Regions from separate parts of the Mus musculus genome. Here regions 1 and 3 are each linked to region 2. Evidence: chromatin contacts called from ENCODE Hi-C or POLR2A ChIA-PET data. All regions are on one chromosome and are shown on one strand. The core of a region is the stretch at or near the end of the contact, and the rest is flanking DNA. Distances in the headings are between cores, read along the strand shown.

The links. Hi-C counts contacts between places; a loop is a spot of excess contacts on that map. ChIA-PET counts read pairs that join two places held with the same protein, here RNA polymerase II (POLR2A).
Region 1: a loop to region 2 is called in a map of regulatory T cell, with 2.0 times the contacts of the local background. The contact joins the promoter of Rad9a here to the promoter of Ndufs8 in region 2. A Hi-C loop is called at or near these places in 1 of 37 maps with a recorded cell type or tissue (regulatory T cell). POLR2A ChIA-PET finds 5 or more read pairs at or near these places in 2 of 5 experiments (both embryonic stem cell).
Region 3: POLR2A ChIA-PET joins it to region 2 with 13 read pairs in embryonic stem cell. The contact joins the promoter of Ppp6r3 here to the promoter of Ndufs8 in region 2. POLR2A ChIA-PET finds 5 or more read pairs at or near these places in 2 of 5 experiments (Patski and embryonic stem cell).

The regions. Positions count from the first base shown.
Region 1 is chr19:4,198,935-4,203,184 of GRCm38, forward strand. It overlaps Rad9a (RAD9 checkpoint clamp component A), which reads right to left and starts at 2,669. Exons shown (of 11, transcript NM_011237.2): 1 at 2,549-2,669; 2 at 2,395-2,465; 3 at 1,995-2,123; 4 at 1,531-1,645; 5 at 1,338-1,437. The coding sequence starts at 2,582. It overlaps Gm30082 (a long non-coding RNA gene), which reads left to right and starts at 2,774. Exons shown (of 4, transcript XR_388289.3): 1 at 2,774-2,864; 2 at 3,193-3,304; 3 at 3,450-3,504; 4 at 3,604-4,250.
Region 2 is chr19:3,911,000-3,914,875 of GRCm38, forward strand. It overlaps Ndufs8 (NADH:ubiquinone oxidoreductase core subunit S8), which reads right to left and starts at 1,775. Exons shown (of 7, transcript NM_001271443.1): 1 at 1,711-1,775; 2 at 690-747; 3 at 567-617; 4 at 162-257; 5 at 1-71. The coding sequence starts at 747. Aldh3b1 (aldehyde dehydrogenase 3 family, member B1) reads right to left here. Exons shown (of 10, transcript NM_026316.3): 10 at 2,492-3,085. The coding sequence ends at 2,895.
Region 3 is chr19:3,574,277-3,578,028 of GRCm38, forward strand. Ppp6r3 (protein phosphatase 6, regulatory subunit 3) reads right to left here and starts at 1,473. Exons shown (of 24, transcript NM_028999.1): 1 at 1,365-1,473. n-TAagc9 (a tRNA gene) reads left to right here and starts at 1,987; the gene lies at 1,987-2,059.

The sequences.
Region 1 (4,250 bases), core at 1,419-3,918, 290 kb after region 2:
GAGAAAGAGAAGCAGTTAGGGCTGGGAATTTAGCTCAGAGATACAGAGTACCTAGCAAATACAGGGTCCTGGATTCTATTGCCAGTATTTATGGGGGAAAAAAAGGAATAGCCCCTCCAAAAAGGAACTCTTACCACTATTAACAGACCCTGCCTGGGGAAGCTAACTTTGGGAACTGAAGGGACTTTTATTCTGAGAAATGAATGGGACCTTGGGCTACTTGGATGCAAACAGTGTCCCGCACAGGCAGGGGAGAGTCCACTGCATCCTGGGCTTATCTTGAGTGACCTTAGTCTCTGCTGGAAGCACATTCCCCTTGCCACGCTGTGTCTTGATACTGACTGGTGGGCTGTGCAGCAGCCCTCCTAGACTCCAGCCTCCTTGCCCAGGTTCTTTTGGCCCAAAGTCTAGAGCCCTGGCAATTAGGAAGAAGCCACCAGAAGGGGGAATACTACCAGAAGAATGAGAGGTCAGAGTGCTTTGAACTCTATAACACAGGGTCCAGGACAGGCCTTCAGGGTTTTCCAGGTCATACAAGAGAGCTGCAGGCAGGTCATAGGCTCTCTAGAAAAGCAGTTGGAGCAGGCCTCTGGGATACAGATGGCAGGACCCCACAGTCAGTGGAAATGACAGAGAGGCAGCAGCTCCTGCTTTTGAAGAGCAAGGTAAGGGTCCAAATATGTACTGAGTTGTGTGGCCTCGACATAGAAACCCTGAGTCCCCGTCCCTCCTGCCCCCAAAGACAAAGGTGCTTTTGTGTTTTGTGTGAACTGTGAACATGCACGGGCAGAAGCCGGAAGATGTGCTCAGTGATGCTGCGTCTCAGGGCTGTCCATCTGGGGGTTTGGTTTTGTGCCCCCCCCCCAACACACACACTTTTTTTTTTTAAAGACAGGGTTTCTCTCTGTAGCCCTGCCTGTCCTGGAACTTGCTCTGTTGACCAGGCTGGCCTCACAGAGATCTGCCTGCCTCTGCCTCCTAAGTGCTGGGACTAAAGGCATCCACCACCACCACCACCCAATTAATACACATTTTTATATAAGTGGGACTCAAAACCAGGCCTTCAGGCTTGCACGTCAACCATTTTACTGAGTTATCTCGCCAGCACATGCACCCTTTTTTTGAGAAAGAGTCTCACTGCTTAGGCTACCTAGAAACTCAATGGCCTTCCCAGTGAAGTTTCCTAGAAACTTCTGATCCTCCCACCTCAATCTAAGAACTGCTACGATGACAGGCATAGGCTAGCCAGGCCTGCTGAAAATGGAGCATTCCTAGAATGACATTAAAGCCCTAAAGGTAGGAGAGACTCAGGCGAAGTTTGAAGCAGGGGTGCTTACCGTGCTGGGGTGCGCAATAAGTGAGGGCATGAGGCTGGGTCGAAGACAGCCTGCAGGGACTCACAGTCCTGGAAGGAGAGGTTGTGTGTCTTCTTGACCCCTGGATAAGGGAAATGGTCTCAGGGCTTGGCAACCTCCACTGCCACTGCCTCCACACCCACAGAGGAACTCTTTGGGCAGGCCGCTTGCTCACCATACTTGCAGTGGAGCTGGACCACCAGGTGGCTGTGGCTGCCACTGAGGGAGATACAGCACTTCTCCACAGACTTCTCCACAATTGCCAGAGAGCGGAAGACGGACAGGAAGGCCTGGGCAGGGTAGGACATCAGTCTGGCACACTGCTTCCACGGCCCAGCTCTACATCCCATGTAGGCCCTGGCCCCATCACTGGCCCCACAAAGCTGTGGTGTCTGCACACTCCCATGCTGCCTTGCCCATGCTGGTCTCTTTGCTGGGAAGGGCCACTAACCTTTTCTTGACCAATGTCACCACCCTCTCCACAGATCTTAGATAGCCCTCTACGGTCTAAACATCTTTACCTCACTGCATGTTGCATGGAATAGCTCCCATATGAGACTAACTCCCTAGTCAAACTCATCATTTACTGAGTACCTGGCACAGAGGCACAGCTGTGGAGCTGCTTCAGGTGGCCCTTACCTTCATCAGGATCTTACAGCGCAGCAGGTCCTGACCAGGGGAAGCCGCCTGGTACTGCTGGAAGAAGAGTGGGGCAAAAAGGAAGCAGGCATAGGCAGAACGGGACGAGTTCACAGTCCGTAGGGAGAGCTGAGACACAAAAAGCAGGCAAAATTGCTTTTCCCTTAAGTTACTTTAGCCCCACCTTGCCTGCCACTAGGCGTTCTAGGAAGAGCAAGTACCCTCTGTATAGACATGCAGCCTCAGAAGACTGGGCCCAAGCCGATGTCCGAACAACCCAAGAGATAATAAACTGCGCCGGAATATCTGTCCACCATCCCTGTAAGGCCGAATGAACACCAAGCCTAGGCTCCCCATTCACCATTGAATCCGCCCCCATCCCTGCGTCCCAGTCCCTTACCCCGTCCTTCAAGGGTTCCAGATAGAGCTCGTCCCCGATTCGGGATAGCGAATGGACAGCCTTGCCCAGCACTGCGGGGAGGAGAACAGAAAGTGGTTAGGGGGACTCCTGGGGCTTGCTCACGTGGTCTGCTGCAAGGTAGGTCCAAACTTACCCTTCACGTTGCCCCCGGTGATCAGGCACTTCATAGTACATAAGCACAAAAATCGAGCTTGTTTTGCACACGAACCGGGACGGGATAGGACATATAATGAGTCCCAGCAGCTACTACGACTGCCTAAAGTTCCCTTCCCGCGCACCGTCCCCTCCCCGCTGCCGGCCTGGCCTCCGCTTCCTTATTGGTTCACCCGGGGTTTCTCCGTCACGTGAGAAAAACGTTCCTAAGCTCGGTGTCACGTGATCTAGTCGGTTCATTGGGTGTGGCCCGGGTCACGTGACTGCGGAGGGCTTGCTCCTGTGTCCTTCCTCAGGTCTGATTCTCCCACCCGAACCCGAGCCCTGCACACCCTGCAGAGCTCTGCAGCTCCACTGGGCTGCACTGGGCATAGGTGAAGGGCATACTAGATGGAGGAGCAAGGTGTCTGCACCAAGGATCGAGCTCTGGACCAGAGCCCTAACGTGGGAAGTGTAGACCCTCCCGGGTCGCTAACTTTAGTGTGTGGGGTTACAGGGTCAAATCAAGATAGTCCGCGCTCAATCTGGGCTGGGGATTCTGTTGTGGCAGCAACCACCAGCTCCCCTCAAAAAACGTAACTCGCTTCAAGAGCGATGAGAAGGGGCTGTTCATTTTGCTTTCAGGATCCTTCACTGACCTTCGTAAATACATGGAAAGATGAGAAGGTTCTGGGACAGAAAAGGGTGGAAGGATGGACTTGTCAGAAGGAGGGGCAGAAGCAGAAGCACAATGGGGGTAGGCGAATATGGGTGAATGGGGTGTCCCGAGCCTTGTGCGGTAAGGGGTGGGGAGGCAGAGCTGAAGGGATGAACTGGGAAGCCCTGGGAAGGCTTAAGTACTACGCGGGGTTTGGTTTATGTACATTTTACCAATTACCCAGACAGTGTGGAAGGATGAAGATTTTCAGCTGGGACGCATTCACCTTGCTCTGGGAGGTAGTTCAAATGCCTAGAGCAACCCTTGCCCATCCCCCTGCGGGCCTGTGGGTAGTGGGGAGGGTGTGTTTGTTACCTAGCCCCTCTTTGTTTTTCTAGGCTCCTCTCCCTCTCCAAGTGCTTCTTTCCTAGAGCCTCCGGGGAGGAGGCGGCTTTCCCTTTCCACATCCAAGGCAAGCTGCATACAACGCAGAGGTGTCCAGTTCTCTGTTAGACTGGGAGTTAGGGGATTACCAGCATCCTCTCCTCCTCACTTGCTCACGTCTTCGGTGGATTCTGGCTGCTTCATTTCCCAAACAGATGGCAAAGTGGCCCTCCTTCTGTCTCCACTGTCCTCCTTTCACTGTCCAGACACAGTCCTCAGTGACCCGCCCCCCCCCCCCCCCCCGGTGGGCTTAACTCTCCTGGCAAAGTCCAGTCTCTTGATCAGGAACTTTGAGGATCCAGGTCCCACAGAGGTCTTCACTGTCTCCTACCCCACATGATCACCTATCTCCATAGCCCTGCCAGGCTCTTAGCGGCCACTCTGGCTGCTTCCAAGGCTGTAGCCTGCTTCTCCCATGCTGACTTCTCTTCCTGGGCTCAACAGCAAAGGTTCCCTCAGCAGAGAAAACCCTAGGCTTTGAGCCATGGTGTGTCCCAGTTTCCTCTGTGTTTAATATTTGTGCTTCCTGCTGTTGTGGCTGCTGCATGTGGGCAGGAACTGCTTCTGTTTTGTTTATTGCTCTGTGTACTTCCCACCCAGC
Region 2 (3,876 bases), core at 525-3,024:
TGGGCCCTTCTCAAAGGGGTAGTTGATGGTGGCAGGCTCTCGAAAGAGGTAACTTAGGGTCATGCCCAGTCCTGGGAGTAGTACAGAGCTGGTAAGAGGATGCTCTCCTCTCCGGCCGTCCACGCCTGACTCTCCCCTCTCCCCTCTTCACTGGTACCCACCTCGGATGAGTTCTGTCCACATCAGAATCCGAGCTGCATTGTCAGTTGCGGACTTCATGTCCACCTCAGACTCCTGTTCCTTCTTATTCACATACTCTGCAGGAGGTCAGGGAGGGAGGTTAATGGAAGCTGGCTTTGGAAGCGCACCCAGGCAAAGCTTTTCAAGTTCAGGGAGTGAGGGACCTAGGTCCTCCTAGTGGGTCCTGATAACCTAGCAGCTCTTTCCTGTCACATGCCTCCCGCCTTTGATGGTACTACAGTGACTGAGTCACAGTCTCTCTTGATCGCTACCTTCATTTTCAGAGTGGAAACTAGAGCTCACAGAGGGTCCCTAGCAAAGCAATTTCCCGGGCCTTGGGTGTGACGACGGTCAGAAAAGCTCAAGTCAGAATATTGGCTACTCACTGTACGTTGCCGCCACTGCGCTGCTATGAAGGCTTTGTCCATTAAGATGTCCTGCAAGGAGAGAGGTGATTTCACACCAGGAAGCTCTGCTCCCCCACCCCCAGGAAAGGCCTCTAGCCCTACCTGTGCGCATGGCCTGGGCCAAGGCCCGTGGCAGCATTGATGAGCTCAGGCGATACATCTGGAACATGGAGAAGGGAAGAGAAGGGTCTAAAACTGCCCTCCTCTGAACCTCTACCTTACGCCCCATTCACTCACAATCCCACTCAAGACCAGCACCCCTAACCCTCAATCTGACCTCACTCTGCTGACTCACAGTTCCTGGGCACCCCAAGTTCCTTCTATTTCTGCAGTTCCTAAGCAACCTATTTAATCCATTTCCCCATGTCCACTCCTCATCCTCCGCTCACACCAAGGCTCCCTGACCACCACCAGTGTATTCAGGAGCCTGGATGGTTCTTCTGGTGGGTCCTCCTAGTGGGTCCTGATAACTCTGAGCCAGGCTTCATGTCAAATGTCATAGACCCTGTCATCCTGTCATGTTAAGTGATTGCTCCCAAATTACCCAATGTCATTGGAACCAGGACAGGAATCCAGGAGATACCTGCAGAAAACCCTTAAAGATTTAAATAATTACCAGGGTCAAGTTCCTCTCCTCAACCCAAGGGGCTCCTGGAACTCTCCCCAACCTGCAGAGTGACCTTGGGCAAATGATGTCCCCTGGCCTCAGTTTCTGGATTACAATGTAGGAAGAGGGGTCCCGAAAATTAGGGATGTATGCAAACAAGGGGATTTTGACCAAGAGTCTGGCAGATCACCAACGCTCTAGCGCCCTCTTGTGACCTTTGACCTGTAGGGGTCGGCCAATTCTTGACCCCAAGCAATCCTGGATCCAACCTACCACTTTCTCTCAGACCTTCCCCTTGACCTCTGACCCTATGAACGCAGAAGGCAGCCGGCGAGGCAGCGCATGCGCCTGAGGGTGCAGGCTTTCCGGTCCGCAGCTCGGGAAGGACGCACAAGCCGCGGGTCCCGAGCCGAAGCGCTAGATCCCAGACTTCATAAGGTCAGCGGTGACACCCCGTTCAACCCTGTCGTTGCGTCACCCAGACCCTGTCTTCGCCGCCTTGCCCTGGCCACCCACCTTGAAGTGCTGCGGCTCCTTCCCTGGCCCAGATGCGGTTCAACCGGAAGGCGGAGCCTAAGCTCAGGATGCTGCCATTGGGCGAGCTTCTCACGCCTTTTTCCATAGTGCCCTTTCCTTCTTTGGTCTGATTGGCCTAGGGTCCTGTAGGAGGCGGGCCCAGGACTATATTTTTCTCTAATTGGCTGATGGGAGCAGATGCTTGAAGTTTTGTAGGGAGCTGCCATGTTGTATCAGAGAGGTTAATGCGCCTGACTTCCGAGATCCTGAAGGCGGGACTTCCTGACCTCGGTTTGGGACGCTGCTACAGTCCGGGGAGGCGGGAGGGGTAGGGCTCATTTGAATACTGCAAAGATGGCGACAGCGTACAAGCGCTTTAACCACTGGTCCTTGTAACGGCCGCGGGTAGCAGGACTTTTGTCAAGTCTGCCCCTAGGACTAGAGAACCATGAGGCAATCTGCATGCCTTGTATGGAGTGATCAGAAATGCTTCCTTCAGGAAGTAGTGTCTAAGCTGGCGGTGTAGAATCTGGAAGGCCAGGAAGGACATGTTGACTTAGTCAAAAACCAGGCCATGTGTAGAGACAGGATGTCAAAAATTTTGAGTTTTAGCAGGTGAGTGGCTGGAAGCGCCATCCCTTGGAGCATGGAGCTCAGACTGGTGGAATGTTTTACGGCTGAGTAAACTTGTGAGGTGAGGGGTGAGTTGTAGCTGGGGAAAGGTCTTGGACTTATCACGGAGGCAGCACCTCCACTCCAAAAAAGACAAGACACCTGTAGCTTGGAGTCAGCCCTCCTAGTTTAATACTTCCACGACGATAGGCTGTTTTGTTAAGGCTGTTTTATTTCCATTGTGCAGATAGAAAACTGAGAGTGAGAAGACCCAGACAGGCCTGGTCACAGAGTATGACCTGTGCCGATTATCACTGCTCCCTTGCAACACTATCCACGAGAGGGTGGGTAGTTCAGAAGTGCTCTGTTTTCTCGAAGATTCTATGGTCACTGCATCCCTTCCTGCCTTCCTACCCTCAGCCTATCTTATTCAAAGGTCCAAAAAGGGGAGCCCCAGGAGGCAGAGGGCTCCACCAAGAAGGGCTGAGCAGACTGCTCTGTGGCCTTGGCCCTGGCAGGCCACTTCTCTGAAGCTGTGCCCCAGGCAGGCTCCTGTACCCCAAAACCCCTGCTTACAGCAGGGTGCAGCTGCAGCACCTCTCCTCCATGGCCACCAACAACACCCTGAGGTTGCGACTGGAGTAGGGTGGGTAGCGCAAGTCATTGATTTTCTCCATTCCCGGGCTGCGCAGCAGACAGGCACGCTGGTTGGAGAAGGTGTCAAAGGAGAACTTGCCGTGGTACCTGCCCATCCCGCTGGTTCCTGTGGGCAGCACAGAACATGGGTCTTTAGGTCTTTAAGGGCCAACTGAGGGGACATCACATAGACTTGGCTTTGACAGGTAGGCTATCTTAGCCTGTTTCTCTGTGTGTTCAGTGGACTAATCACAAGGCGTTATGGATGAGTACTGAACTTGCCCCAGCCACTTTACCAGGTGCCCTTAGGGACAGGCAAACTGAGGTCATGGGTATGAATTCTGGAGCTAGGCTTCCCAACGTTGAATCCCAGCCCCATACTGAACACTCTAGGCAAGTGACTGCCTCAGGCTCTCTGTGAGAGTGGCATCTTTTTTCTAGGTTTGTGGCAGACATCTTCAAATCTGTGTAGCTCTTACTGTCTAGGAAGGAACAAGGACTCAACCCAGAATGTCCAGGGGACATGGCCTGGGTGGAGTTGGTAGTAATGAAGCTGGCTTGTTAAAGTGAGGGACGCCAGAGGATCATGGAGTCAGCCAGATAGTGTGTAAGTGGGGAAGGTGGGGGGAACATGTAAGGGTTCAAGTTCAGTAGCCATCACAAGAGACTAAGGGGGAACAAGAGCAGGACTTCTAGGCCAGACCAGGACTAGCCGGACAATGCTGTCATTTGCTCTGATATTGAGTCTGACCGGGTGGAAGGACCAGGGCACTTTCAGTGAGGAAGTCGACCTAAAGGAGAAGTAGCTGTCCCGGTCACATGCCTGTGGGCTTGCTGGAATATAGCTGTGAGGTTTGAAGTTGGGGGCGGGGGGTGGCAGGGGGGTGGAATGGGGCATCTCCACATGCCTGGCCTCCT
Region 3 (3,752 bases), core at 223-2,722, 340 kb before region 2:
CAAAATCATCAAGATCAAGTTGAATTTGAGAGGTATGGTCACCACTGAGCTGATTCTATTCACAAAGCACGATTCTAGCTGCTTTGTGCTAACATATTTACATATATACTCAGTTACAGTCTAATATGAACATGTTAGATAAAATTGGGACCTAACATGAGATAAACTTATGAAACAAACTTATTTTCATGGGTTACAGGGGCAGCAAAGAGGACTAATTCGCCCAAGGTCACAGGACTAGAAAGTGACAAAGGAAGATGTAATTTTCAGGTGGCCCATAAGAAAGCTCAAACACCACTGGCAACAGGGATCTTGCACCTTGCAATTTCAAGGAACATTTTAGTGGAAGGAGATCTTAAGTTCCTTTCTTACGGGCTGTGTCAACTGCAACATGACCTTGAGGGCAAAAACCAAAGTAAACTTGACTTAAGAAAATGAAACAGTATCCATATTAACAAGTGCTCTGATGCAAGGAAACCTTCTAAGTGTCCCCTCCCCCAAGCCAAAGCAAAACATAAACAAAGCTCTGGCCCATTCTAAAGAGACCACAGCAGGTAGGCGGCAAATGACAGTAGGACATGCGGTGGAGAAGTACAGACACAGAGCTACCGAGACCACTCATTCTGTCCCACCTACAACTTCAAGTCCAAGTTCTAATGAAAGACAACGGGACTGGGGAGAAAAAGACCTCCAAGTTAACAGTGAGCCGAGCTTTAAAAGCGAGGTGCTTGAAGCCACAAGAAGGGTAACTCCTCACTTCAGCTCCAAAACACCAGGGAATCTCCAATGCCCGCGTCTGTATAAAAGAGAGACTCAACGGCGGAGGATGAAGATTCACTGCGATGGCCCCGAGAGACTCGGAACTGGTTTTTGTGTGTTCCGATGACTCTGCTAATGCCCAGAAACCCACACAACTTGTTTCTCAGAGGACAAGAGTCCAACAAAAGCCTTCGCGAAGCTCTCCAGCGAGTTGACAAGCTCCAGGAGATCCCGAGAAGTCGCTGTGAAGGCCCGGGCGCGGGAGCCGGGGAGCTCGCCCAGGACCCCCGACTTGGCTCGGGGCGCGCCTCGCCTCGCCTGGGCTCCCGCCGAGCCAAGCCCAGAGTCACCTCGGCGTCCAAAGTTCGCAGTCGGCTCGGCTGACTGCCAACGCTCGGCCCGGCTGACAGGAGCGGGCGGCCCGGTCCTGGCCAGGACTGGACGCCGCCTCCCGGGCCGCCGAAGCTGCCGATTCCGGGGGGGAGGGGAAAGGGGCCGGGACGCTCCCTCCCCACGCCGCCGGGACCGGACCACCGCCACGATCGGTCGGCCGCTTGCCCGCGCGACCCGCACACTCCGCGCCACCGCCCCCTCCCCTGAGTTACCTGGAGGCGCCCAAGACCCGCAGTTAGTCGCGCTCAGGCGGGAAAAAGGTTCACCGACACCATCAGCGAAGCGCCCAAAATGGCGGACGTATCAAGCAGGCCTTGAGTTACCCCCGCCCTCCCTCCGGCCGCCCCGCAGCCAATCACAGGATAGACCCCGCCCCTTCACACGGATCATTGGCTTGTCTCTCCCGCCCCCCACAACCTATTGGACCGCCCAGCGGTTCCCTCGACTCCACTTCGATTGGCTTTGAGGTCTTGTCAGTCAAACGCGAGAGGCGCATTCTTTTTCCCATGGTCTTGACGGATCCGGAACCTCTAGACCCCGGAGTCTGAGAAACAAGTCAGAAATTGGGAGAAGCTTAGGCTGGGTCCCTCTGCCCCGTAGCAACAGCGGGGCCTCGCGTGACAGACGCTTGGGACCACCAATCCGCATAGTCAATGTAGTTTAAAACAAATGAACCAAACCAATCCCGGCTGTGTAGCTCCGGATGCGAAGAAGCCAATGGGGTAACACAATGACAGCAGGCGGTGGGGTAACGGCCGCGGGGGACGAGGGGGGGGGGAAAACCGGTGATGACGTGAGTCACAATACAACCTGCGACGGAAGTTAATTATAGCTGGGGAATTAGCTCAAATGGTAGAGCGCTCGCTTAGCATGTGAGAGGTAGCGGGATCGATGCCCGCATTCTCCATAGCATAGTTTTATCGAAGACCTTCAATTAAATTACTTCAGACAAAGTAGAGTGGCATCCCTGAAAATGGGGTCAAAATGTAAGGTTTCTTAATACAAAGGAAACCAGGCTGTATCTTTTGTCACAGAGAAGAATTTTACACATGAATTTCTTCCAACTGCTAGTGTCCTATACGTATAGTACTACACATTTACCTTGCCCCAGAACTGGGGTCCTGGACATCAGGGTCCCTACTCTCAAGTCTTGCACTTAACCACTGTCATGGCTAATCCTGGTTTTTAATTCTCCTGGGGCTGTCTAAAAAGGTGAAACTGAGCTGACCACAAGCATTCTCTACCTCCTGGCTGGTTGTGATGTGATGTGATGTGATGTGACGGGCAGACTCCCACACCTGCTCCCTTGACTTCCCTGCCATATTGGCCTCGACCTGTGAGACAAAATGAACCTTTTCTCCCTAAAGTTGCTGTTGTCAGAATATTTTATCACAGCAACAGGAAAAGATACCAAGGTGCTCCCCTTGGGTCCCTATGAATAATCTGCCTGGTTCAGTGTGGACAGGACCATAAGTTCAGGCACGCTGCAGCTGGCCACCATAGTCAACAAAGTCTCTGAGTCTTGGAAGTCTTTCATGAAGCAGGCCTTCCCATGCCATCTGGAAAGCAAGTGACCAAGGTGATCAAGCTAAGGGACAGACTCTTTTGGGAAAGTAGTAAGTCATAGGACAGGACAGAGCTCTAAATCCCTGGGGTGTTGGTAGCAGGGAGGGGAAGGGTGTTACAGAGACCCCAGGGTGGGGCCTTGGAGCTTCAAAGGCAGGACGAGCCCAGCTATGATGGGAGACTGGATAGCAGAGGTAGCTGAGTCACACAGACCTTGAGTGGCAATGCTCACACCTCAGACAGGGAGCAGTTGCCTGCATATCTCTTCCAGTAGGTCCAGCAGTCCCAGGCCCAGGCTTCACTGAAGCTCAGAGAGCACAGAGCTTATCTCCTGAGTGTCTCCTCTAGGCCACCTCTAGGCATCTATCCCCTGGGAAAATGACAGAGCCTAGCCCTTGGACTGGAGGAGACAGGACCTGCCTTGTTGGACACTCAGTGCTTTCTCCGGGTTCCCAGTCTCTGAACCCCCCCCCACCCCTGTTCTTTACACGGGGTCCAGCATGCTTGAGTCCTCCACCTCACTCATTCTGGCTCTGAATTCCACTACCAGGATAACAAGAGAGGGCTGTGCAGTTATGCAAACCCACCCTGGCCTCCAGTCCACCTTCCAAGAGAGCTGTTCCTGGAAGCAGATTCCAGAAAGAGTTCATTGCTAGTAGATCCACATCATAGTCCCCATTGTACACACTAGCTAACTACGGACCAGAGCATTCTGTCACCAGAGGCCATATAGGGGTTGGGTGACCTTGGCCAGGTGACCTAACCTTTCTGACTCTCCAGTTCTCAGAAGTACAAGTGATAACAACTATCAGCCAGGGTCAAGCACACCACTCCAGGCACTTAAGAGAGGCAATAAATGTTAACTCTGGAACGCAGAGGCTAGAAGGCTTGCCTGAGGCCACAGAAGTAGTAACAAACATTGTTAAAACTGAGGCCTATTGATAAAGAGTTAAGGTAGCAGAAAGTTCAGGGCAGGGCAGCAGTTAAAGGCTGGACCCTGGCAGGAAGGACCAGCTGGGGGTGAGAGGGGACAG